2 separate regions of the Homo sapiens genome follow, and region 2 is linked to region 1. A link is an interaction called in ENCODE POLR2A ChIA-PET data of the cell type or tissue named here. Cell type or tissue: CD4-positive, alpha-beta T cell. All regions are shown on one strand. Links, peaks and the distances in the headings refer to the core of each region. The heading gives the core; the rest is flanking DNA.

The links. ChIA-PET counts read pairs that join two places held together with the same protein. Peaks named below come from ENCODE experiments on the same cell type or tissue, not always from the same donor. Only the 100,000 strongest peaks of a DNase experiment are listed, where the experiment ranks them.
Region 2: POLR2A ChIA-PET joins it to region 1 with 7 read pairs; 3 of 35 experiments call an interaction of 5 or more read pairs at or near these places.

Annotation. Positions count from the first base shown.
Region 1 is chr17:73,714,900-73,730,703 of GRCh38, forward strand. No RefSeq gene overlaps it. Among named protein-coding and RNA genes, the nearest start is that of LINC02092, 64 kb to the right of the region's middle. In CD4-positive, alpha-beta T cell, for the core only: no CTCF peak of the experiment used is centred there; a DNase peak (open chromatin) is centred at 7,512; H3K4me3 peaks cover 575 bases; H3K27ac peaks cover 2,261 bases.
Region 2 is chr17:73,657,955-73,669,856 of GRCh38, forward strand. No RefSeq gene overlaps it. Among named protein-coding and RNA genes, the nearest start is that of SDK2, 19 kb to the left of the region's middle. In CD4-positive, alpha-beta T cell, for the core only: no CTCF peak of the experiment used is centred there; no DNase peak of the experiment used is centred there.

The DNA of each region.
Region 1 (15,804 bases), core at 3,692-11,691:
ACAATGTTGTCAAGAACAATTTTGTAGTTACATCCATCATTATTTACTTCAATGCCTGAAGCATCACCAACATTTAGCGTCATGTAGCTGATCTTGTCCCTTCCAAAGGGATCAGAGCATACAGGCTGGAGCCAGGGTCATAGCACAGAGTTGTAGCCCTCCTGGGAATGGTAGCCCTGGATGTCGAGATGGAAAATGTGGTAAATTATATTCAATAAGTGTCCATTATGTGCAAATTGTGTGCTGGGTACTTTTGAACAATTTTATTTTATTTAAGACAGAGTCTCACTTTGTCACCCAGGGCGGAGTGCAGTGGCATGATCTCAGCTCACTGCAACCTCCGCCTCCCAGGTTCAAGCGATTCTCATGCCTCAGCTGGAATTACAGGCATGTGCCACCACGCCCGGCTAATTTTTTTGTATTTTTAGTAGAGACACGGTTTCACCATGTTGGCCAAGCTGATCTCGAACTCCTGATCTCAAGTGATCTGACTGCCTCCGCCTCCCAGAGTGCTGGGATTACAGGAGTGAGCCACTGCGCCTGGCCTGGTACTTTTGAATATATTAGCCATCTCACTTCACAACAAGAAGAAATCAAGCCAGCATTTCCCCCCATTGTACAGATGCAAAAACAAGATCAGAAAGGTTTAGTAATTTCCCCAGATTGCACAGTGAGGTAAGATGCAGATCCCTCCGGCCGAAAGCCCGTGTTCTTCTCGCCTTGCCAGCTGTCTGTTGAGAGCAGCAGCAGGTAATTGGTGGTGTACTTCTGGAGGGTGGGGAGACCAGGAGGGAAGAAAGCCACTGCCAGGGAGGCGGAAGGACCCCCAAAGACAATTTTGTCTCTATTTACAATTTTCCCAAAGGTTGACCCTGCCCCTGGGTGCCCTGATGTGTTTTCTTCAAGGGAACATTCTGCGTGGGAGGCTCAGAGGTTGTCTCTGTGAGTTCGTACAAGGAATGGATGATAAATAGCAATGGGCCTTGTTCTGCCTCCCTGCGCCTCGTGACTCTTTAGGTGCATTTAAATGGGCCACCCGGGTTGACTCTAAGCTGTCATTGCCCACGTGTGCATGCAAGCTTTCACAGAGCTCAGCAACGGAAAAGACATTTCTCCATTCCCTCTGGTCCCAGGCAATTCAAAACCTTTCTCATCTAATTGCTCTTCTTAACCCTTCTAATTGCTGTTACGTTGCTGTTCTTCCCCCGCTAAGCCAGCTGACTCGTCTTCCCTACCTTCATACTCCATCAGACCACTCCCCACACCAGGTCACCCAATTAAGTAACCATGTTCAGGTGAAAGTCTTCACAAACCAAGAGCAGGTACCGTGTTACCTTTTAAATAAATTCTAAAGACCCAACACTGTCAGAAGGAGTTTGGGGGCTCAGAGTTGATTTTCTAAGAGGAACCTCTACTCTAAACCATACCATGTCTCCAGAGCTGTAGCCAGAGGAGATGAACTGTGACTCTGGGGAAGCGGAACTATGAACCAGTGGAAGCAGAGAGAGGAACCGTCTGGTCCTGTTAGTGGCAGATACAAAGTTTCCTTACTCTGCTATTACTCAAAGGTGGTTACCAGTTAAGATTATCCCCCCAATAGTTGGCTATTCCTTTTCTTTTCTTTTCTTTTCTTTTCTTTTCTTTTCTTTTGAGACAGAGTTTCACTATGTTGGCCAGGCTGGTCTCGAACTCCTGGCCTTAAGTGATCTGCCCACCTCAGCTTCCCAAAGTGCTGGGATTACAGGCATGAGCCACTGCGCCCGGCCCTATTTTTTTGTATTTTTAGTAGAGACGGGGCTTCACCATGTTGTCCAGGCTGGTCTCAAACTCCTGACCTCAAGTGATCCGACCACCTTGGCCTCCCAAAATGCTAGGATTACAGGCGTGAGCCACCACGCCTGGCTCATAGTTGGCTATTTCTAAAGACATGAAAACACAGTGAGAGACAGTGTAGAAAGTATCAAATGACTTTTTAAAGTGTACAGATTCTTTGACCGCCTGCACAATTTTACTCCTACGAATTTATCTTAAGGAAAGACTCCGATTTGTACAAAGATCTATGTACAATATGTTCTTCTCAGAATCTTCTATGCTATCGGAGAAACGGAAACCAACTAATTATTCAATAAAAGGGACTGACCAAGAAAATGAATGTGGCTATTAAAAACCGTGCTGTAAGAAAGATAGTGACGTGGCAGAATGGTCATAATGGACTAGTATCAGGGGAGGGGGGCATGAATGATAGGGAAAGCAGGCTAGAAAATAGTATGTACAATGGTACGTGTGTTTATAAAGAAAAAGGACTGGGAGGAGAGGGAAAGAAGGCTAGAAATCTCTGCAGCAAAAATGTTAAAGAGGTTTCCTCCAGGGTAGAGAATTATGAGCAATTTTTCTTTTTCTTGTGCTTTTTGGTTTTCCACTTTTACTACATTGAGCTCCTTTGTAATTAGGAAAACCAGGTTTTTAAAAGAGGTGGTTCTGTTACAGGTCCTTTGGTCCAGCGTTCTGTAGTTGCCACGGGCTGTGGTGGGAGCCTGGAGGTGTCTGCTCAGGGAAGGGCAGCTGCCAGGTGGGGTCCAGGAGGCAGGTGGCTATGCAAGCAGCTCAGCTTGTAGGATAGGTGAGCTTGGCTCATGGACTCTCCTCCCGTGATCACTTTTCCCACCTCCCCCCTCCCCCCACCGATCCCACAGGGGACATTCAGTATCCCAAATACCCAGCCTGTTAGACATAGTGTTTGATCGAAGATCGAGTTCCTCGGATTGAGGCTGGGTTGAAAAATGACCCATATGTCCCTAGAGATGGAGCAGAGCTGGAGCGGAGCTTAGAATTTACAACCCAGCCTCCCAGCGCTGGGCCTGGACACCACGCAATTTTGACAGATGATTCTCATGAGAAACTTTCAGTTTCCATTTGATTATGGGCCCATAAACACAGATTGCAATTGAACAGAGTTAGGGCTCTGCCTGGATTGGACCTGCCAGGGCTCAGGGAGCCTTACTGGATGGCTCTGGCCTGCCTGTCACCTGCTGGTTCTGAGCTGCTGCCTACAGCTATGCATGTGTTGTGATGTGGCTGTTGGACGTATCCACATGCATCTCTTATGTGGGCATCTGCCTCTCCCATTAGCCTGGGCAGGGATTGTCTTTCCGATGGATCATCTAATCCTACCATCTTTGGGTGGTAGTTGTCCCTGCTGGTTATAGGAGGTTTCAGCTAACTTTGGTTTAGGGTTCACCATCTTGCTTTTACTTTTTCACTCACTCACTCATTCATTCATTCACCATTTGACATTATTGAGCAGCTGTCATGTGTCAGAATACGGACTTAGTAATACCAGGCGGACTCAGGGATACCAAGAATAAAGTCTCACTGCTAGCGTCAGAGGAGTCATACTTAAGACCGTGTCACATGCATTAATTTAGAAAAACGTTCAGGGAGCTAAGAGAACACAGAGGATAAACCCCTAGGCAGGAGGGAGAAGCCAGCCTGGGCTACCAGGAAGGGAGGCTGTTCACTCAATTCATCTCAGCAAGTGTCTGGAGTAGCTGCACTAGGCTAGACCCCCAGAGGATTAGACAGAGATAGTGCAGTGGCACAAGCTAGACCACCTGAGGATTAGACAGAGATAGTGCAGTGGCATAGGCTAGACCACCTGAGGATTAGACAGAGCTAGTACAGTGGCATAGGCTAGACCACCTGAGGATTAGACAGAGATAGTGCAGTGGCACAGGCTAGACCCCCTGAGGATTAGACAGAGATAGTACAATGGTGTAGGCTAGACCCCCTGAGGATTAGACAGAGATGGTGCAGTGCCAGTGTTCCTACCCCCATATTGCTTATCATTGTTGAGTATTTCTTCCAGCATTCTAGGATAAGACTGCTTCTTTCTCATTCCCCCTGTGGGGTAAATATTAGGAGTTGCTTCAGGACCCTTGAGCAAGGGGACAAGACAAACCTATAGCAGAGTGACACCTGCGGGGTCTGGAGTCTTCAGCTGGAATGAATTCAACAAATACTCACCTTGTGCCAGGCACTGTTCAAAGCACTGGGCAAGCAGAAGAGCCAAAGAGGCAAAGTCCATATTCCACTGGGGAGAAAGAGAAAGAGATCATCGTCGAAGGCGCACGTGCATAGGTCAAGTGCATAGGGTCAAGTGCAGAGGAGTGCAAGGAAGAGACTTCAGTCAGAGAACAGCTGAGAGAGGACGGAGGGCAAGTCCATGTTTATACACAGGCAGAGACGACGGCAGCTTGGACTGTGGTGGCAACAGAGGAAGTGGCTGGAGGTGACTGGACTGTAGATGCATTTTGAAAGTAGAGCTTTTAGAGCGAGGGGTGTGGGAGACAGAGAGGAGTGGAGGATGATTCGAGGGTTTCCAGCTTGAGAACTGGGGAGTGAGTTGCTGTTTACTGAGGCAGAGGAGCCTGGGAGAGAAACAGGTTTGGGGGAAGCCACTTCTGTCCCATAACTGTAGCACTTGACGGTTGTCCCAGGGGACTCTCACGTGCCCCCCCCGCCTCCCCCGCCTCACAGTTCCTGACCGGTGCTGTGATGTGCCCTGTCTTTTTGTGACCCCTGCGTCGGCCTTTCTTCCTCGGCTGATGCACCATTTGCACTGACCTCTGTGCTGCAAATGCAGCAGCCAGGCTTTTTGCACAAGCCTTTTTGCTCAAGGCCAGTTGCTGCTGGGAGAAAATGCCTGTCCTTGCAGGGTTCCCCGCCTAGTGCAAACCACAGCACACTGCCACTCAGAGCCCAAGGTGACCTTCCCACCCTGGGCGTGGGAGTCAGGCAATTCAGCACCAGCCCTGGGCCCCCAGGCCTGTGGATGCTGCTGCCTCTTTGCCGTGCTGTGCGCGGCGCCGGCTCCTTGTCCATAGAAACATCCCAGCCCACTCAGCGGCTTGCGAGGCCTCCCGCCCCGGGTCTGGTTTGCACCAGCCTCTTTTGTGTACCAGCTGCTCCGGCCGCCGCTCTTTCATCCCTGCTCCTGGGAGGGCCTGGCTCCGCACCCTGCACAAACACATCTGGACTTCTTCAGACCACATGACAGGAACAGCTGCTGCCAGAAAGAAAAGGACACAGTGGCCCTTTTGTAATCACTCTTGATTGTCTCCAGCCGTAGGGCACTTGTGTTTTGGTCATGGATTTAAGGACTTCCAAGATGTTTCTAGGAGCATATTATTGCCCCAGGCCTGGCTGTGCCTTCTGTGGTCCAGGTGGCAGCAGGAAAGGGTAGAGGCATTGGGACCGAGCAAAGAGGCTCCTGTAAGTGTGTCCTGAGGCTTCCACCTTCTAGGATAGAACAGGGCACACAAGGAGGAAGAAGGCAGCGATGTGGCTGTCACCCGCCGTAGCCACCTGCTGGTATGGCTGACACCAGCCCTGGGCCCCGAGACAACAGCCACTGCAGGCCTTGAGGCCCAGCGCTGGTGCTGAATCTCCTGTCTCCTGTGCACAGGACAGGAAGGTAACCTTGGGCTCTGAGCTAGAATGTGCTGTGGCTTGCGCTAGACGGGGCCTGGTGGCTTCCATGGTCTCCTGTTGACTCCACCTGCCAGTGTCTGCATCTCTTTGCCTGAGGGCTTTTTCTAAAGCTGTAAAAGTTTGCTTTGTCAGAAGAGGGGAAATGAATACCCTCCCCCAGAGCAGCCTACTCAGCTGGTGGCTGAGGGGATTGGGTGTATAAATACCCCAGCTACCTTGCCCTCAGCAGGGAGGACTTGGAGGCATCTGTTCTACAGGTCACCAGAGGACCCCGGAGGACTAAGCTCCAGCTGCCAGCGTGGGTGCTGGCTTGATCCCCTGCTCCTCCTCCTCCTCCCCTGCTGCCTGTCCTCCCTGTGTCCCCTCCCGCCTCCCTGACTGTGGTCTTGTATCTCCTAAAGGTGTACTGGATCCTTCTCCCAGGACCTGCTTTTGGGTGAACCTGAACTAAGACCAGTGACAGCAAAGGTCTATGGGTTTAGGGATTGTTTTTAGGGCAGTTCAAACAGGTACCAAGAACCTGTGGGACAAATACATTAAAAGTGGAACTGCTCAATAGTTTTACTTGGAATCAGCTTTGAACGTGCCTCAAATTCGGAAAAAGTGCACAAAATCGGCCCTTTATAAGAAGCAACCCCACAGTTGCTGAAGGGAAGGGTTCCTCTGTCTCTTTCTTCTGCCTCCATACAGGAACATTTTAAGCCATTTAAACCTCCATATTCCAGAGTCAGAGATTTGGGCTGAACCTAGGTAGCTATTTTGACATCATATAGGACTACACTGAGACAAAATCTAAGGGAAAAGTGGAGCAGTCGGTCCGGAGGCTTAGCTTCAGCGTGGTTTGTGGACATGGTTCATTCATTGGCTGTTGTCACTGGCGAAGTGGAACTTCTGGGGTTCGGATTCTTTAACTTCATAATTCAGCCAGTGGGATTGTTTTCTGGGTAATCATGACATCAGCCAAGGTTCAGTCATAGAATCAGGAAGGTCAATTTTTTTTTTTTTTTTTGAGACAGAGTCTTGCTCTGTTGCCCAGGCTGGAGTGCAATGGCATGATCTTGGCTCACTGCAATCTTCGCCTCCTGGGTTCAAGTGATTCTCCTGCCTCGGCCTCCTGAGTAGCTGGGATTACAGGCATGCACCACCACACCTGGCTAATTTTTTGTATTTTTAGTAGAGATGGGGTTTCACCATGTTGGTCAGGCTGGTCTCAAACTCCTGATCTCGTGATCTGCCCACCTCAGCCTCCCAAAGTGCTAGGATTACAGGCATGAGCCACCGTGCCTGGCCTTTTTTTATTTTTTTTAATTATTTTTATATATTTTTTGAGACAGAGTCTCACTCTGTTGCCCAGGCTGGAGTGCAGTGACGTGATCTCGGCTCACTGCAACCTCCACTTCTCAGGTTCAAGTGACTCTCCTGCCTTAGCCTCCCGAGTAGCTGGGAATACAGGTGCCCGCCACCCCGCCCGGCTAATTTTTTGTATTTTTAGTAGAGACGGAGTTTCACCATGTTGGCCAGGCTGGTCTTGATCTCCTGACCTCGTGATCTACCCCACTTGGCCTCCCAAAGTGCTGGGATTACAGGCGTGAACCACTGTGCCCAGCCAGGAAGGTCAATCTTTTTGTGACAACATGGGAGTCACACCACAGTGACTTAATCGCCACCTGTACCTCACCCACTCCCCAAAAACTCACCCTGTACTCATGTTCCTGGATGAACTAGCTTTGCAAATATCAGCCGTGTGTTTCCATCATGAAAACCCATCCTCTGCATCCTTTATGGAGCTGACCTGAAATGGCCAACAGGGAGGACCGGCCCCTTCTGGACCAGCTGAATTTCAAATCAACATGATCTCTCACACACGATCTCTCATCAGCCGCTGGCTGGAAAGACACATGATAAAGGATTCGGCAGAGCTTCTGACACCGCAGGCTTTGCGACCTTGTGAGGCTTGGGAGAGAAGCCTGGTTCTCATTTGAACAGATGGGCCTGTTTGCAAATACTTCCTCTGATACCCTAGAACAGACAACATCCTGTCTGAGGTGGGTGGTTGTGACTGAAGAGACCAAACAGACCTCAAAGAAACACCTGCCACAGAAGTGGCAGCTCTGACTGTGGAGCCAAGAAAGCTTCTGCATTGCTGCCTCTCTGTCTAAGGGTGGAATTCTTTTTATTATTATTATTATACTTTAAGTTCTAGGGTATGTGTGCACAACGTGCACGTTTGTTACATAGGTATACATGGGCCATGTTGGTTTGCCGCACACATTCACTCATCATTTACATTAGGCATTCCTTAAGGGTGGAATTCTTTTAATAAGCAGGCCACGGTAAGGTTCTGAGAGTAAGAGGGAGAGGCAGCCTCCCTGCTGTCCTGCCTGAGAAGCTGGAGGCTGAGGTCTGATGGAGGAAGACAGGAAGAAGAGAGGGGCAGGATGTCCATGTATCTTTCTGGATGTATCACAGCTGTGCCTGGTACCAGGCAGGGGCAGACCATTTCTTCAAGGGCTGATGCTATTCTGAGAAGGTATCTTGCCCACCCAAGCTATCTCTTGGTCCCAGACTTGTCCAATTTTCTTCCCAATGACAGGCAGCCAACAATGTGCCCTCTTTGCAGTGAGACTGTACTGCAGTTGGAGGGAGAGCCCTGTAGGCAATGCAGAGTGTTCCCAGGGTCATTCCCAAACGTTCATTCAAGCAGGGCACTAGGCCAAGGCTCTGCAGCGAGAGACACCCTGAGACTTCTGATACCCTCTGGGACGAGACTGACAGATACCAGTCAAGGATTTCACTAATTCATCTCCCGTGGCCCAAGCAGATGTAATTCATGATATTCCTATGTTCAACTGGGACACAGCCTCAGAATCCTTCTTCATACTCCAATACAGCAGGCAGCCACGAATGCCGAGATCCAGAGCTGACACCCAAGATGCAACATGCTTTCCACATCTTCCCTGGGGACTTACAGTTTAAAACTGATTCCCTGACACCAATAACCATGCAGCAGATATGCAGATACCTCGATAAGAAAGGTCTTTGTGATTTATAATAGCAGATATAATCATTCACCCTGCCTAAAAGCTAAGGGTTTTTGCCATACTGTGAGGTTTTGAAGCAGAGTATCACGTGATTCGTGTTCCTGAATTTGACATGGGGAATCCTCATCTGAGTTGAGAAGGATATAGCAATCTTCAGTAGCCACTCCCAGGGGGCCTCTGTCCAGGATACAGGATCTGGACAGAGAACAAAGCAAATAGGACTGATGTCTCCATCCTCGGTAGCATCTCTCCAATCTGCTCCTATCCCTCTCACTCTCCTAAGCTCCCCTCAAGTAGGTGATCAGGTAAATTATCCTCTAAACTAGGAAAGGTACTATTAATGATTACATCACAATAACAGGTAAAATGGGAGGTGTCCCAGGCAAACAGGAATATAGGATCCCCATGCCCACAGGCCCTCTAGTTTTGTATGAGAAGGTGCATCTGTGTGTGCCAGATGTGTGTGTAGGGGTGGGTGTAATTTGGTGGGTGTGCTATGGGGCGCTGAGCAAAAGCAGATCCTTCTCCTGCCTAGGGTTCAGTCCCTTCCTCAGCCCTGTGTCCCCTCTGGCTTCGCCTGCCAAGGCTCTATCAGGTGTGAGAGTACAGAGCGATGGAGCTCCTGGCTGAGCTGATGAGGCTCCCAGGGACTAGAGCAATTAATTAAGCCTCTTCCCAGCTCTCAGCACAAGCCCCGTGCCACTGCCAGAGCCTTTTAATTGCCACTGGAATGGGTAGCTCTTAAAATCAACGTCCTTCCCTTAAAATCAACGTCCTGCTCAGCAGTGCTAGGAGAGGGAGGCTGGAGAGGGCGTGGAGCTGGCCTGTCCAGCAGTCCCCACTTCCCTTCTGGGGCAGGTCCCAGGAAATGCTTCCTTCCAATAGCTTCTTCCCTGCTGTGCCCACTTTGGGATTTTTTGCAGCTATGAGGGTGTTGACAAAATTCAGATAGTCACACATGGGAGAGACTTCTGAGATCTTAGAGCCCAGCCAAAGATCCCTGAGGGAAAGGGGCTTTCTGGACACTCAGGCTTGCTGGGAGGGGAAGGATGTTCCAGCTCTGGTCTTGGCCGATGTCACCATGGATGGACGAGACCTGGATCTAGCTGCTGCAGGCGCTGTGGGGCATGGGACAGAGGGCACACACAGCACTGGCTGTGGAGTCCTGTTGTGAGCATCCCTGTTGAAAGAACTAGGCAGGAGACTCTCAGGACCAAACAGATACAGTCCAAGGAACCTGGAAAATTGCATGAAGAGCCCTGGGCCAGGCCTTCAGGAGCCGGGGCCTAGGGGAATCAGGCTGCCCGGAGCAGCCTCTGTGAGAGCTGCTAGGGATGCAATGACCTTAAAGCTGCCTCTCGACTCTGAGATTCCGGACTGTGATTCTGCGACGGACTCAAACCCAGCATCCAACGCGGAACAATAGCTGTACTCCTGCCCTTCCCGACCCCATGGAGGGAGGCGGTGGCACAGTTCTATCTACACAGCCAATAATGCAAAAATCACCTCATTTGGAATGCATTAGGATTCCAATTTACAACAAATTTCCTTTCCTAAACTAGCTTGGCTTTGCAGACATGTGTCTCTGACAGCAGAAAAAGGGCAGGGTCCCTGCATGCCAGGCCAGAAAGAGGGACCTGGCAAGGAATCCTGAATTTTCAGGTGAAAAATCTGCTTTAGGCAAACTGGGAATGAATGCTGATGTAACTTGGAGTGTATGTGTGTGCGTGTGCATATGCACGTCTGTGATGAAGGGTCTGTGCATATTGCGGGAGGCAGAGACCCTGGAGGCCCTACCCAGTGACAGCAATTGCAGATGATGATGTCTGATAATCATATAATCATATTGATAACAACCATCATCTCCCTCACCCTTGTGGTGGCTCAATAATTTCACCCATCACTTTGGTTTGTCTTGTGCTTGGGCAGGTGCACTAGGGCCCCGTCTTACAGAAGAGGATGCTGATGACCAGGGAAGCCCATTAATAAGGTCCCACTGCTGGTAAGTGACAAACTAGGATTGGTAGGCTGCTGTCTCTTTTGGAGGCCCTATGCTGGACTGTCCCTGAATCTGACACACTTGGGCAGAGTTGGGCTAAGCTAGGCCAGCTCCCGGAAAAAGTGGGTTTTAGCCCTGATGAGGCTAAGGAAGCTGCTGTGAGGGTGGTGTCCCATGCACCCTTCACCATCCAGGGCTGTGAATCATCATCCAGGCCTTGGGGATGCAGGATGGGTGTTGGAACATATGACAGCTTTGCACATTTATTTGTGCTCCTGACAACATGAGCAGAGAAAGCTGCAGGCTATTGACTTGTAGTCTGAGGGTCTGGAGTAGATGTCCCAGTACCCCATCAATATGGCAGCTCTGTCTTCATTAAGGTCCTGGACAGGGGCAAGACCTAGCCTGCTAAGTGCACGGTGTTCTGGGGTCATGGCTCTCTACCAGGGTACCCCAGGCCAAGGCAAGGCATGTGGAGGGTAGCCTGGGCTATGAGCAGCCATGCCAGGGGCGCCGTCCTTGCTCTCTCTCTTTGAGAACTGCAGAATTAGCTCCTGGTGGTGGGTGGCCAAGCCCGGCTGCTGCCAGATGGCAGCAGAAGGGCAGCAGGCACCCCCTTCTTGGTGCCCGCTGAACTGTGACAAACCTGGGCCTCTCAGGCTGGAGCAGAGCCGGCCTGCCTCCCTGTAAGAGTCCAGCTGTGGGACAGGGTGGTGTGTGGGGTTGGGAGGGGAGCTCATAGAGGGTCAAGGAGGCAAAGGGCTGTGTCAGATCTACTGGCCAGAAGTGAGAGAAGATGTACCTCAAAATGGCTTCATGAAGACAAAAAGGGCGGGCATGCCTCTCATTGGTTCCCTTTACTAAAATATCCATGTCAGCAGGCATGTCTCTCATTGGTTCCCTTTACTGAAGTACCCATGTCGGCAGGCATGCCTCTCATTGGTTCCCTTTACTGAAGTACCCACGTCAGCAGGCATGTCTCTCATTGGTTCCCTTTACTGAAGTACCCATGTCGGCAGGCATGCCTCTCATTGGTTCCCTTTACTGAAATACCCACGTCGGCAGTCATGTCTCTCATTGGTTCCCTTTACTGAAATACCCATGTCGGCAGTCATGTCTCTCATTGGTTCCCTTTACTGAAATACCCATGTCGGCAGTCATGTCTCTCATTGGTTCCCTTTACTGAAATACCCACGTCGGCAGTCATGTCTCTCATTGGTTCCCTTTACTGAAATACCCATGTCGGCAGTCATGTCTCTCATTGGTTCCCTTTACTGAAGTACCCATGTCGGCAGGCATGCCTCTCATTGGTTCCCTTTACTGAAATACCCACGTCAGCAGGCATGTCTCTCATTGGTTCCCTTTACTGAAATACCCATGTCGGCAGTCATGTCTCTCATTGGTTCCCTTTACTGAAATACCCATGTCGGCAGTCATGTCTCTCATTGGTTCCCTTTACTGAAATACCCATGTCTGGCCGAACCCGGGGCGTGATGGTGAGATCGAGATTTGGTCTCTGGATTTCTCAGCTCTGCTTCTTTCTGCATTGGTCCCTGCTCAGGCAATTGGGGCAAGATGGTGGCCCACAGCTTCGGCCCTGGGAGAAAGAGCGAGCTTCTCTTCCTCAACCAATAAAAGCCAAGTTTGTGCCTGACTGAGTCACATGGGCATCCATGGACCAGTCCTGTGCTCTGGGAGTCAGGAGTGGGGTCAGGTTCACAGGGGACATGGGGAGGATGATGCGTCCTAAAGCTCAAGAACAGGAGTGAAGGCTGGGTGGCCCAAGGAACCATCACTGCCCATTAACAGGGACAGTATCAACCTGGATCAGCCCGAAAGTTCTTGAATGGAGGTGTGTCCAGAGAAGAGAGGGAGGGAGGGAGGGAGGAAGGTATGTGTATGTGGATCAGTGAGTACTGCAGGCTCCCTTCAGAGACAGGGAGAACTTAGCACCAAGCACCAGGGTGCAGCCATAATGAGCCTGACAGGCCCTGTTCCCAGGAGGGCGTCAGGTGTGCGTCATGGAGGTGTGTGTACACCTGGGTGTGTGTGGAGGAGAAAGGGCGCACTTGCTCCCTGGAAACACCACCCACAGACCTTCCCGAACCCCATCCACAATAGCCAATATTTCTCTAGTGCGGTGGACACAAGGCTTTCCACATCTCAGTCTCCCTGGGCAGCAAGTGAGGCTGACACCATTGGGATCTCCGTTTTAACAGGTAAGGCAGGGCGGGTCAGCACTCGCAGCAGGTAAGTGGGCTGCGTTGGCTGCCTGGGTTGGATTCTGGGCTCTGCCACTTACAAGCTATGTGGCCTTCAGATCACTTTCTCAACCGCCTTGTGCCTCAGTTTTCCCATTTGTAAGAGGAGCTGATAGAAGCACTTTTCACACCATGTGATGAGGGTGAGATAAGTTGGTGTGTATAACCTGCTGAGAAGGCTGCTTTATGTGTTGCAGGAAAAGAGATCTGGGACTCGTATCTCAGCCTTTTGGGCTCAATCTCATGGCTGAACCAGTGCTTTCCAGAGCCTACAGCCAGGTACTGTGCAGCTCTGAATAGACCTTTCCAGTGGAAGGCTCTAGAGCTCTCCTGTGGATGTTCTTTCCTGCAGCCTGGAGAGCAAGCAAGTCAGAGGTCCTCTGGGGCCAGTGGGCCGGTGCTGAGCAGGTGAGGCTGCTCTAATGGTTATTAAACGTCCCAGCTGGTGCTGTGCATCTAAGTGCGGCTGAGGGCGGGACCCGTGAGGCCCTTCTCCCATGATTTCAGCCTGGTCTAAGGGCTCCGGGGGAGTGGGAGCTGAGGGTTCAGGCATCTCTTCCTTCAAAGGGATATATGGAATAATGCAGAAGATGGAGGCGTGAGCCAATGGCATGAAGGAGCCGGGTGGAAGGAAGTTGGACTGTTTGCCTGCTGGGGAAGGAAGGGACACTGCAGTGCCCTGCTGCTGAAAGTGGGGTCCATGGGCCAGCAGAACTGTCACCACCTGGAAACCCTGTAGGAAATGCAGAACCTCAGACCGACCCCAGATTTAGGGTATCAGATACCTGCTTTTTCAAAAAATTATTATGAGATAGGGTCTGGCTCTGTCGCCTAGGCTGGAGTGCAGCAGCGTGATCTCGGCTCACTGCAACGTCCACGTCCTGGGCTCAAGCGATTCTCCTGCCTCAGCCTCCTGAGTAGCTGAGACTACAGGTGCATGCCACCATGCCCAGCTAATTTTTTGGATTTTTAGTAGAGACAGGGTCTCACCATGTTGCCCAGGCTGGTGTCAAACTCCTGGCCTCAAGCGATCCTCCATCCTCAGCTTCCCAAAGTTCTGGGATTACAGGCGCAAGCCATCAGGCCTGGCCAGAGTCTGCCTTTTTCTTTTCTTAATTTAATTTTTTTTTGAGATGTATCACTCTGTCACCCAGGCTGGAGTACAGTGGTGCAATCTCAGCTCACCACAACCTCCAATTCTTGGGTTCAAGGGATTCTCCTGCCTCAGCATCCTGAGTAGCTGGGATTACAGGTGTGCACCATCACATCTGGCTAATTCTTTTTGTATTTTTTAATAAGATGACTTACATGCACTGAAATGCTTGAGAAGCACAGTGTTAGTTATCGACCCCAGGGAAGGTTTCAGTTACCCCCATCATACTGAGCTTCTACTGGAGTTCCAACAACTAAGAGAAAGAGCCTCTGACACAAGTCAGCGGGCGAAGCTCTAGACTTCATTTCTAGCACTGTGCTGCCCAATATGGCAGCCATGGGCCATGTGTGGCTATTAAGGTCAAAGGTATAGTAATGGAGATGAAGTACAGTGACACATTTCAGTGCTTCGGTCACACAAGTCGCATTTCAAGTGCTCAGTAGTCACACGTGGTTTGTGGCTGGTATATTGGGCAGCACTGATTACTGAACAATTCCCTTATCACAGAAAATTCTATTGAGCAGTGTTGGTTTAGTGTCTGACAGTGTAGTCATGTGCAGAGAATGACCCAACCCCAGCTTTCCCTGAATGGCGGCTTCTCTCTTTGGTGGCAGGGGCATGGGGGTGTAGGTGGTGGATGGGCAAGTGACAGATGTGTGGAAACTCAAAAGTGTGTGATTTGGGTGGGGAAGGGCACTGCAGCCCCAGAAAACAGCTGCATGAGTGAGAACATCTGGTGAAAATCAAGGCTTGAGTTAGTTCATGTGAGACGCACTGGAAGGATGTTAGAGATCACTTAGCTCAAATCTCCCCGTCCCCTTCCTATCACCCATTTAATAAACCAAGACCTAGAAGTCTAAAGAAAAGTGCAGTGGCTAGACTTGAAGTTGGGTTTTGCACTTCAAGACCAGTGTTTGATGTATTCTGCTTGTGGGACAGTGAGACAAACTCTTTGCCTGCAAAGAAGATTTCATGAGGCGAGTAAGAGGTGCTCGAGAAGACATCACATGAGAGAGGGCCATTCAGGAACCCAAGAATTTGCCTATAGACTTGGGGGAAGATGGCCAGAGAAATCTGGGGGAGGCACTGGGAAAGAACATTTCATGGTGGGGGCAGAAGGGGTGGGCAGCAGGGGGAAGGAGGACCTAGGCTGGGAAGGGCCCAGCTCCATCCCTGACCATTCGTCTATTATATGACACCTGCATGGGGCAGAAGCCAGGGAATGTTTCACAGATATGCCTGGTCTCTTCCGCTTTGGTCTGCATTTCTGTGCCTCCCTACCCTCCCCCAGTTAGGTGGGTCCAGGAGACTGAACTCTGACCCATGGAATCTGGGCAGAAGGGTTGCTGCAATTTCCAGGGCTGGGCCCTAAAAGGCTCTCTCTGCCTTCTCTGGTAGCCCACCCAGATGCAGTTGATGCAGTGGAGGACTCTCCAGCCCTAGAAGACTACCGAGATACTAGAAAGGAGGTGCCTTGTCCCCAAAAGACTGGGAGGAGTGGAACATCCCAGCTAGCTCACTTTAGGCTATTACTGCAAGAAATTAAACCTGTATAGTGTTAAACCATAGTACATTTGGGAGATGTTTGTTATAGCAGCTGGTCTACCCTGGCTAATACACTGCATGAAGGGTGCGCTCTAAAATTTCCATCTCTTCACCATGTCCCATAGCATTTGCAAGATGTTTGTAGGTCACTGAAGAGGCCATTCTTTTCTCTTCCCTCCCTCTGTTTCTCTGTTCTCACTTCTTCCTGTCTAGGAGTTCTGTAGTCATCTCTAATTGGCCCTTCAGGTTCCCCAATCCAGAAGCAGTTCCTATGAAGGCAGCCCCAGGTTATTGCCATATTCATGGAGTTATCAG
Region 2 (11,902 bases), core at 1-8,000, 61 kb before region 1:
CAAATGAAGTGAGATGGCAGCCACACCCTCGGTCCCCCTCTGAAGAAACTGCCCTAGGCAGTTAAAACAATAATTAAAATGAAAAAAAAAAAAAAAAAGGACAACAAATGCAAGAAGCCATGGGTCCACTCTGCCAGATCAACAAATGTTAAGCATCTTTTCCTTTCTTTTTTTTTTGAGACAGAGTCTCCCTCTGTTGCCGGGCTGGAGTGCAATGGCATGATCTCAGCTCACTGCAACCTCCACCTCTGGGGTTCAAGCAATTCTCCTGCCTCAGCCTCCCGAGTAGCTGAGATTACAGGCATGTGCCACCATGCCCAGCTAATTTTTGTATTTTTAGTGTAGATGGAGTTTTGCCATGTTGGTCTAGCTGGTCTTGAACTCCTGACCTCAGGTGATCCGCCCGCCTCGGCCTCCCAAAGTACTGGGATTACAGGCGTGAGCCACCATGCCCGGCCCCTTTTCATATTTTTTTGATGATCATTCTCTCTTTCGTTAAGGAAAATAAATTTAGAGGAAACATTATAGTCTTCTGTGCTTCCCTCCCCAGACCTATCCCCCTTCCTTCCCCCTAAGTAACTACTGTCTGAGTTTGGTGTGTATTCAGTTCATACTTTTAATATTTTTATGACAAACGTGCGTATCCATAAACAATATATGGTATGGTTTTACGTGCTTTTAAAAAATATGTAAATGGAATTCTGTGCTACATAATATTGTACAACTAATGTTTTCCACTCAGTGTTGTTATATATATGTGTGGATGCATATATATTATAAATTAGTTCATCCATTGTAACTGTTATATGGCAATCCACTGTAGGAATACATCGCAATTGATTTATTCATCCCCTTAATGAGGTACATCTGGCTTATCTCCAGTGTTATCTTTGACAAAAAGGCTGGAAAGAATGTACTTGAATGTGCGTCCCCTCTGTCCATGTCTCTCTGACCCATTAGACTGGCCAAAGCAAATGAGAGAGAACCGGCCAGGTGGCGAGGCAATGGGACCTTTCATATGCTGCTGATGGTGGGAGTGACAATTGACATAATCGTTTTAGAGAGCAATTTGGCAATATCTAGTTAAGGCGAAAATGCTCAACCCGGTGATCTAGGAATTATACCTCTGTCATAAATCCTTATCACCAAAGGTAAATTACGTATTTATTTTTCTGCTCAACGGAAAGCATAAAATATATAATATTCTTTTATGATTTCAAGTTTCTAATGCAGTTTTACATATATTACCTAATTTGACGTTCACAAGCATAGTAGCAGTGTCAGCCCCTTGTTATAAACATGGGAACTGAGGCCAAAGATAAGGCCACAGAACTGTAGTTTGGTGCTGGGCTCAAATCCCAGTCATTTGACTTTTTGTCCAGGGCATTTTCCATGACCGCAGGCTGCCTTGCTGTGTTTTCCTGCTGCAAAGAACATCAACAAGCTCTGGGCACTTTGGCGTAGATGCTGCTAGGACCCCAACCAGATACATGGGCCTTTGCGGGAGCTTGTGCCCATCCCCCAGGGGCTGCAAGTGTTGGTGGCTGAAAGGTCACAGCTGCCCTTCCTCAGAGAATTGCCCATGGCCACTAGAGTGGCCTCAGCTGGAGATGTCTGGAAACTTCCCTTAGCCCCGCATGGCAGGGGTTGCTTTAGCCAATGGCTGACTGATGCAGGTGTACAAGGCTGGCCTTATTGTCTCAAGCGGGGACAGCTTTGTGGTACCATTCATGCTCCAGAGCTCACTGTGGGCTGTGGGAGGACATCAGCAGAGCCCGCATCTTTGCCTCGCTGCTTTTCCTGACTTATTCTGTGTTCCTCATGTCCTCTCGTCTTCCTCCTGGGAGGATTCCTTTAAGAACTCTCCTGCACCAGAATTCTCATCTCAGGCTCCGCTTTGAGGGTGATGGTTCTTTATCTTTCTCATGTATGAGAATCACCGTCCAGGTGTGGTGGCTCACACCTGTAATCCCAGCACTTTGGGAGGCTGAGGTGGGAGAATTGCTTGAGCCCAGGAGTTTGAGACAAGCCTGGGCAACATAGGGAGAACTTGTTCCCACAAAAAATGAAACAAAGAAATTTTCCAGGCATGGTGCATGTGTCTTTAGTCCCCGCTACTTGGCGGGTTAAGGCGGGAGAATCACTTGAGACTGGGATGTAAAGGCTGCAGCGACCCATACTTGGGCAACTGCACTCCAGTCTGGACAACAGAGCAAGACCCTGTCTCAAAAAAGAAAGAAAAGAAACACCAATAGGGTTTGTTAAAGCACACATCGCTGGGCTTCCCCTCCACTGCCTGTTTCAGTGGGTCTAGGAAAGGGTCCATAATTTGCATTTCTAGCAAGTTGATGCTGATGATGCTGGTCCAGGGACCACACTTTGAGAACCACTCTTCTAAGGACCCTGACATAAGACAGTTGGTGCCAGGAGAAGCAAATGCTAAGAACGGGAGTCTGCAGTTGGATAACCCGCTGGCAATGAGAAACTCAACACTGGTGATAGAAGGAGAAATGATAGCTCCTGGCATTTGGTAGCGATACAATTTCTGTGACAGCTTACAGTTGGAAGGGGATGTACTGGCTTTTGCAATATTTCTGGCATTGGAGCATTATAGCAGAGACAGTAATTATAAGGATTATGGAATTGAGAGGCTGTTTCTGAGAGACACTAGTGCAGCAAAGAAAGAAATGGCGGGCCCAAGTTTATTAATCACCAATTCAGAGCAAAGTGTGAAAGTCAGAGGATCTCTTTGGCAGTGAGGTCCTTATCTCCTGGAGCTGTACGATGGTGCCAAAGTGATACTCATTCAGTAGAAACCATGCTTTCAGTGCCCATGCAACCATTCTGTTTTTCATGTTCAGTGCAGTATTCAATACATTACATGAGATATTACATACTTTATTATAAAATAGGCTTCGTGTTAGATGATTTTGTCTAACTGTAGGCTAATGTCAGTGTTCTGAGCACATTTGAAGTAGGCTAGGGGTGTTTGGTAGATTAGGTGCAATAAATGCATTTCCTACTTACGATATTTTCAACCTAAGATTGAAGCTTACCTAAGATTTATCAAGATGTAGCCCCATCATAAGGTGAGGAGCATCTGTATATTTAAAAGTAATTTGGGCCGGGCACAGTGGCTCATGCCTGTAATCCCAGCACTTTGGAAGGCTGAGGCGGGCAGATCATGAGGTCAGGAGATCGAGACCATCCTGGCTAACATGGTGAAACCTCATTTCTACTAAAAATACAAAAATTAGCCTGGTGTGGTGGCATGCGCCTGTAGTTGCAGCTACTTGGGAGGCTGAGGTGGGAGAATCGCTTGAACCCGGGAAGTGGAGGTTGAGCCCAGTCTCCTGCTTCAGCACGTGGAAGTCTCATACCCTCCTCGCCAGAGCAGACTATAAGCCAAGCACAGAAAGACAAGCACTGTATGATTTCATGGATATGTGGGATCTAAAAAAATTGATCTCATACTAACAGAGAGTAGACAAGTGGTTACTGCGCACTAGGGCTGGGGTTGGGTAGGGAAGAACGCAGAGAAGGGAGAGGTTGATCAAAGGGTACGATGTTTCATTTACACTAGAGACATAAGTTTTAGTGATCAATTCCACTGCATGGAAACCACAGCTAATTATAATGTATCTGTTTCTGTTCTTTATTCTGGTTATTTGATCTGATTGTCTATTTCTGCATCATAGCTATGTTATCTTAACAAATATCTGTATAGTATGTTTTGCTGCCTATAGAGCAAGACCTTATTCATTGTACTTCTTTTTCAAAAATTTGTCAGCCATTTTTGGGCATTGCTTTTTTCCATATGGATTTTAGAATCAGCTCATTAAGTTAAAAATCTCTTGTCTGAGTTTTAATTGTGGCCATTTTATATTTATATATCAATATAAAGAGAATTACTGTACTTTCAAACTTGAGCCTTCCCCAGTGGAATATTATCATCTAAGTTTTTTTTTTTTGGTGCTCTTCTGTGAAGTTTTATACATTTTTTCATATATATTTTATTAGGTTTGTCTGAGTATTTTATAGTTTCTGTTGCAATTGTGAATAGCAACTATTTTTCCATTAGATTTTCTAATTGGTTATTGCTGGTGAATAGAAAAGCTATTGGATTTTGTATGGTGACTTTAAATGTAACTTAACTTGATTTGTTCTAATAGCTTTGTGGTTAATTCTCCTGTATTGTCCAGGCTGATAATCATATTGTGTGCAAGTAGCAACAGTTTGGTCTCTCCTTTACCAATATTTGACCTTGTTTTGCTTCATTTCTTTAATGCATTGGCCTCATGCCTCCACTCCAGTGTTAAATGGTAGAGGTGATAGTGTTTAAACTTTTATTGAAACTGCTTTTAGTGGGAATGATTTTAATATGCGACCATTAAGAATGATATTTGTGATTACCTTGCTATAGTATGAAGGAAGGTTCACCAGGTTGAAAAATTTTTTTTCTATCCTGTCAATCTTTTATTATCGAGATGGTTCAATGTCAGTAAGCAACTCAGTGAAAATAAGAGAGGTTTGCCTAAGAGACCAGCTGATAAGCTCAAACCTCTGTCTTAGTATTTTTGTGCTGCTATGACAAAATATCTGAGACTGGATAATTTATAAGGAACATAAATTTATTTCTTATAGTTCTGGAGGTTGGGAAGTCCAAGACCAAGCTGCTGGCATTGACATCTGCTTCCAAGATGGCACCTTGTTGCTGTGTCCTTACTAGTGGTGGAAGTCAGAAGACCAAGGGAATGTTCTCTTCACCCTTGAGCCATTTTCTAAAAGGCTAATCCCATTTTTGAAAATGGAGCCCTTATGTCTCAATTGCCTCCCAAAAGCCACAGGTTTTTACTATACTGTGGCATTGGGGATTCAGTTTCAATATGAATGTTGTAGGGGACAACATCGTTCAAATCACAGCACCTTCCCTTCTAGTGGCCATCTAAGCCGTCAGATGAAGCTGGTTACAAAGCTGATTCATTCTTCCTCCTGAGAACAGGGGGAAAAATTACTCTCTACCACAGCCTTACCTTTTGCAAAAGGAAACCTCTTCATAACTGCCAAGGTTTTGTGTTTTTAGTGAGAAAGTGTGTTGTGTTTTATCAAATTTCTCTTCAATACCCATTGAAATGATCAGAATGCTTATTCCCTTAATTTGTTAATGTAAAAAATTACATTAATACATTTCCCAATGTCAAACCAACCTTTAATTCCTAAAACAAATTAAACTTGAGTATATTGTATTATTCTTTTAATACACTAAAGAATTTGATGTATATATACATTTAGAGACAGTATCTTGCTCTGTCACCCAGGCTGGAGTGCAGTGGCATAATCATAGTTCACTGCAGCCTCGCACTCCTGGGTCCAAGTGATCCTCCTGCTTTGGCCTCCCAAAGTGCAGAGATTATAGGTGTGAGCCACCATGCCTGGCCTTTCACCTCTCATTTTTATTAATGAGGTTGGCTCTTAGGTGTTTGCTTGCTTTTTTATGCCATTCTGGGTTTGGTACCAGGTCATGGTACTTCATAGAATTAATGTGAAACATGTTCATTTCCTATGCTCCTGAATAGTTTCTATATCATGGGAAAAAACTCTTCCTTGAAGATTTAGTAGAACTTGTTCATGAACTCCCTACAATCATGACCTTGAGCCATAGTCCTGTTTGCCATCAGCTTCATTCCCTGCCTTTGCCCTGCTTTGCTCTGTATCTCAGAGAACTGCATTTTCAGGCTTGTTTACCCTCAGGCTTCCAGGTGGGTTGGCCAATGGGAGGCACTGGCTCAAAAATGGAGGAAAGAAAGTGGTGAGAAGCAAAGACATTCCCTTCCTGTCCTCCAGCCCCCATTTTAGATAGCTGACAGCACCTGCATTGCTTTTGTGGCTCCAGTCACTGTTCTCAGCCCCTGCCCCAATGGGCCCAGTTCCCACTGAACTGGTCTCTGATATAAGTGCCTCCACCCTTTGTTCTTACAGCTTTCTACTGTTGCTAAGCAACCCTAATGGGTTTCTCCGCTCTATGATCACCTATGTAACCAATTCCTGTATTAAACTCCCCTGGTTTGAAATACCTAGCATGATTTCTACGTTCTGACTGGTTCTTGATTCATTAAGACCTTGATTTGATACCTCTCCTTTAATCAATTTTGATCATGTACTTTTTCTTAAGGAGTCATCTATTTCTTGCTGAATTTAAAATTTGTTAGAATAAAGTTGTATATATTATCTTACAATTTTAAGAATCATCTTTACTTTAGTAGTTATGTTCCCATTTCTGTTTCTTAAGTTACTTATTTTTATGTGAATGTGTGTTTCATGATCAAAATTGTCAGACATTTGTTTACTCTATTAGTATTTTGCTGGGGACTTTACATAAATCCTTTTCTAAGCTTTACATCAACTTCACAAAGAAGGTTTATATTGTGAGAAAAGGGCAGCAGAAAATTACTCCTTTACTTGCCTGAGACCATATGCCTATTAAATTGCAAAACTGGAACTAGAACTCAGATCTGTCTGAATTCAAAACTCATACTCTCCTCACTTTTTCAGACAGCATGAACACTCTGGGTGAGATTAAAAGGATCATCATAAATAGGCTTGACATTTTCTACAAAGAACACGAATTTCTTTTGTAACTGGAAAAGAAGTTAATTAAGCTTAAACAAATAATTATAAAAAAATAGCCTTGAAAGGAGAGGATATGTCACATCACGGCAACTTAGCCCTTTGAAATCTTTGTGAAAGGCAGGCATATGTCACTAGGTAGCCAGCTGTATCAGTGAATCCTGCTCGACCCTGGGTTTAGTAGTTGGTTGAGCCCTGGGTCTCCCCTTCCTCACCAGGTTACATCCTCTTTGGAAGCAGAAGTTTCCCCAAAAGGTGAAGGTCATGTTAATTACCCCAAAGGTGCTTCTCCTGGCACTGTTCACTAAAGTATGCTTTGAAGAAATGGCCACCTTGCCTCACCCATCATGGCACATACGGTTTGGAAATTCACTCTGCTCTTTCTCCAGGTTGGAAGAGTGACCGGAGGTGCTGAGGTTCTCTGTGGAGACCAGGCTGATCCCTACCGGTGGTGTAGGTTGCTCATTCTCCTTGACTGGGGCAACCAGAGAAGGATCATTTTCTATTCCTACTTCCTCTCCAGTCCTGAGCTCAGCTTCTGATGGCAGAAGAGCCCTGAAACCTCCTAAAATAGCCTCCTGCTGGAGAGAGGTAATGCAATGCATACCACAGTATGCATATTGATTTCTATTTTTGGTTCTTATCAAGATTTATTTTGCATCGCTTCAGGTAATAGTGACCTTGGACTCACCGCCTTCCATATTTGCAGCCTGGGTCAATGAATCTTGGTATTGACCTCAGGAGCCATCAATAGCTGCTTATTGTCGAGATATTTCAATGTCAATAAGTGGCCCCATGGAAGTGGGAGGGGGGCTGCCCAGCAAACCCAGCAGCTAAAAAACCAATCCCTTTTCTCCCAGTTGTCATCTTGGCACAGAAGGGGCTGGTTCTAAAATTGATTAACTTTCTTGCAGAGAGTGGGAAAACAAACTCCCAAACATAGCCTGAATCCTGCAAAGGGAACTTTCTCAGAATTACTATCCATTACTATGAAAGGAGAGAAACACCCATGTGTGTTCTGTCTCTGTCTTCCCTCCCTCTCTCTCCCTCCCGCGTCTCCCTTCTTCCTGACTTTCCTCCCCTCCGTGTCACATTCAATCCTATAGGGACATCCACAAGACTTTGGAAAGAGATACCTGGTTACTGGAACAGGTATTAACCCACCCAAGCTTACCTGATTGAAGATCAGGCAGATTGATCTAGTAAAAAGAGTTTGCCTTGTGGCATCAGACACTCCTAGGAGCAAATCCTGGAGTGTTATGACCGACACGTGTTTTCATCTGTACTGTGGGCATACTACCTACCTTGATGTGAAGAATGGAGATTCTGTCTGTATGTGACCGGCACCTAGTAGGTGTTTCATAAATCCAAGTTCAGGCTTTATTATTATGATACTTGCCAAGTTGAGAGGTCAGGACTCTCCACTTGTAGTTTCTGCTCTCACTCCCTCACATTCTCTGCCATATTCATTTATTCCTGCTTCCCCACTGATAAAAAGATGAAAAAAATGGACATGTGGCTGCGCTGAAATCCTCTTGGTATGGTTTGTATGTGTGTCCCCACCCAAATCTCATGAGAAATTGTAATCCCCAGTGTTGGAGGAGAAGCCTGGTGGGAAGTGAGTGGATCCTGGGGACAGGTTTTCTTCTTGCTCTTCTCATGATAGTGAGTGATCTGGTTGTCTAAAAGTGTGTAGCACCCTCTCCTTCGCTCTATTCCTCCTGTTCTGGCCGTGGAAGACGTGCCAGCTTCCACTTTGCCTTCTGCTATGATTGTAGGTCTCCTGAGGTCTCCCTAGCCATGCCTCCTGTGCAGCCTGCAGAAATGTGAGTCAATTAAACCTCTTTTCTTTATAAATTACCCAGTTTCAGGTAGTTCTTTAGAGCAACGTGAGAACAGACTAATATCTCTCTCTTATGATCAAACTGTGTTAATCTGTCTTTACTGGCCATGCTTTCAGCAATTGGCCCACTTATTCATCCACCTTGGTATGCCTGGCCTGGCTGCATGAAGGCACAGCTGATCTTGGGCACAGTTCTCCAGGCCCAGGGCAGGGGCAGGGGCTGTCTGTGGCCTCTGCTGGGCAGCATTGTTTCAGCTTCCTTCTGTGTGAGTACTGTGGCTCCCTGTTCCCGTCTGCTTTCTCTCTCTTCCTTTCTTTCTCCGTGGTCACCTCTAAGCTCCCAGCAGCCCTGGTGATGAATCTCTCCCACCTCTTCTTTCCCTAGGCCCTGCCCTGCTGAGGGTGGCTTGGACTGAGTGCAACTTTGGAGATGATGGAGAAGGAGAAGGAGAAAGCGAACACCCTACTGTGCCTTGACTCTGCCTTTCGGCCAGAGTGGTGACTTTTCCCGATGGTGATGGAAAGATGCTCACACAGAGGTGGGTAGAAGATGCCAGGAAAGAGAAGAAACCTGGTGCTCACACGTTGCAAACAGGATTTCACTGAGTGCTCAAAATAATCCTGGGTGGTAGGCATTAGTATACTCATTTAACAGATAGGAAAACAGAGGCTCAGAGAGTTTAAGAGATGAGATTGGAACTCTGTCTGACTCCAGTCTCATGCATAATTGAACATTTGTGTTGGAAAGAAGGATTCTGGGGACGGAGGAGACATATGAGGACTTTCAAGCATCTGATTTGGTTAAAGAGTTGTAATAGATGCCCTTGATGTCCTTATCCTGCCCTGGATCTGAAATTCTAAGAATAGAAACAGAGAGCACCAAACTTGCTCAAGACCATTTCCTGGTACAGCAGCTCAGTTCTCAAAGCCCTGTTTCCTGTCAGGGGTAGATTTAACCAACCATGGGCCAGCTTTGGGCAGATTTCCAAATCCTCTGCCTAGTGCCACCTCTGGACACTGGCTCTTGGTGCCAAAAATGTAACTTCAAAGCAAACACCCCAAACTTAGAATAATCAGGCTGAATTTTAAATTTGCATATGCACATAAACACTTGTCCACTCACTCAGTCCCCTCCCAACGAAGCAGAAAGTAAAAGATCACGTGAGCCAGCAGTAACTATGTCTAATGGCGATGAAGCTTCAGGACAGAGGCAGGAGTTTGCTCTTTTATTTATTTATTCATGAACGCCACAAACACGTATTGCACGCTTACCATGTGTCAGACAGGGCATGAGGACTTGATCACAAAAGATGGAAATCACGTGTTAATTGTTGAGTAAGCACATTTTGGTTTAGTGATGAGTGTATTCTGTGGATAATGTATGTATATGTATATAGTACATATATGCACGTGTGTGTGTGCATTTGGGTGCATGTGTATATATGTATACAATTTATTAACTACAGGGTTTTTGCTGTCAAGGAACTCAAAGTTCAACAGAGAAGACAGACATGAAAACAATTATGATATTTTGAGAAAAATAGCTTTAATGTAGGCAGGATCAAAGAACAGAGGAGACTAGTATAAGAAGTGCCCAAGGCTATGGGGAAATTGGGAAAGACTTCAAGGAGGAAGATGTGGAGGCTGAGGGAGCATCTTCCAGATAGACAAGAGGCTCAGGAGCTGCCCGGGCAGAAGGAACATACATTCACTTAATCACTGCTTATTAGAACATCTGCTTCTGGTTAGAATGGATTTTTGCTATCAGTTAGGATGCAGAAAATTACAAGAGACCATCACTTTGATTTTCTTTCCCCCAAACAAAAACAAGCTACATAAGTTACAAAATCACCTCTTTTAAAATCCATCAGAGAGCTGAGGACATAAATTTGCAAGCCCTTCCTAGGACAGAAGAGACTCATGACTGGAGGGTGGTGAGAGGAGGGGTAAACCCAGCATGGATAGGGGTACAAAGAAACAAGCCAAACTATAATCAACTTTTTTATTTTTTATTTTTTTTTTGAGATGGAGTCTCACTCTGTCACTCAGGCTGGAGTGCAGTGGCACAGTCTCGGCTCACTGCAACCTCTGCCTCCTGGGTTTAAGCAATTCTCCTGCCTCAACCTCCCGAGTAGCTGGGACCACAGGTGCGTGCCACCACATCCGGCTAACTTTTTGTATATTTTAGTACAGATGGGGTTTCACCGTGTTAGCCAGGATGGTCTCTATCTCTTGACCCCGTGATCTGCCTGCCTCAGCCTGCCAAAGTGTAATCAACTTTTAATAGTCATGTAGAGGCCAACATGACAGATTTGTAGCCCGTGGATCCCAGTCACAATTCCCACCTTTACCTCCAAATGTATGGCTATGGTGGAGGCAAATCAGGAGAGCTGAGATATGTCCTTGGTGTGTTCCAGGATGTCACCAAGGGCAAGGCAGATGCCAGCGAGAGGACATGGCCAGAGAAGTGGAATGAAGAGACATCACCCCAGAGGGAAAGCCGAACTCAGTGGACCCAAAAGCCAAAGCAGAGCGCGATCAGCTGTGGTTCAGAAGACTTGCTGGAATTCAGATCCCGAATCCTGCTGCAGGGATCCAACCCTCAAAACATTTGAAGTCCATAGTGAACTGGCTGTCACTAGAGCTGAGACTCAACTCAACTCAACCACAGAATAAGTTGACTCAGCCTCTCACTTCAGTGAGTAATTATACTTTAGACTATATTACTATATATGTATTATATATAATTGTAATATAATTATATAATATATGATATATAATATATAAGAAATAATATATAATATATGATATATAGATTAAGTAATGCATGTATATTATATGCATATTATATGGTGTATATATAGTATATATACATATATACTATATAGTAGAAATTATATAGTATTTATTTATATTATATAGTATATATATTTCTTACTTCCTACTTTCTACTTCCTTTTGTGTGAGTATGGTGGCTTTCTATTATATTATATTATATCTTATTATATTATATTATTTCTATTATATTCTATAATAGAAATATTATATAGTATGTGGTATACTATATGTAATATAGACTCTATTATTAATACTTTAGACTCTCCTGTTCATCTATACACAATGTCTGAAATATAATTACAAATTACAAAGCACTTGTTGAAGCAAGAAATGTGACCTATAATCAAAAGGGAAAAAAGTCATTAAAGCAGATCCATGGATATTCCAGATGTTACGATAAGCCAACAAAGATATTAAAGTAACAATTTTAGATATTTTAATGGATTCAGTTTGAGAAGTGAACAACATACGTGAACAGATGGGGAATTTCAGCATCAAACTACTGAAAAACTCAGATGGTTATTCTAAAACAGAAAACTACTGTATCATAAATAAAGAATTCACTGAATGGGCTTAATAGCAGACTGGACACCA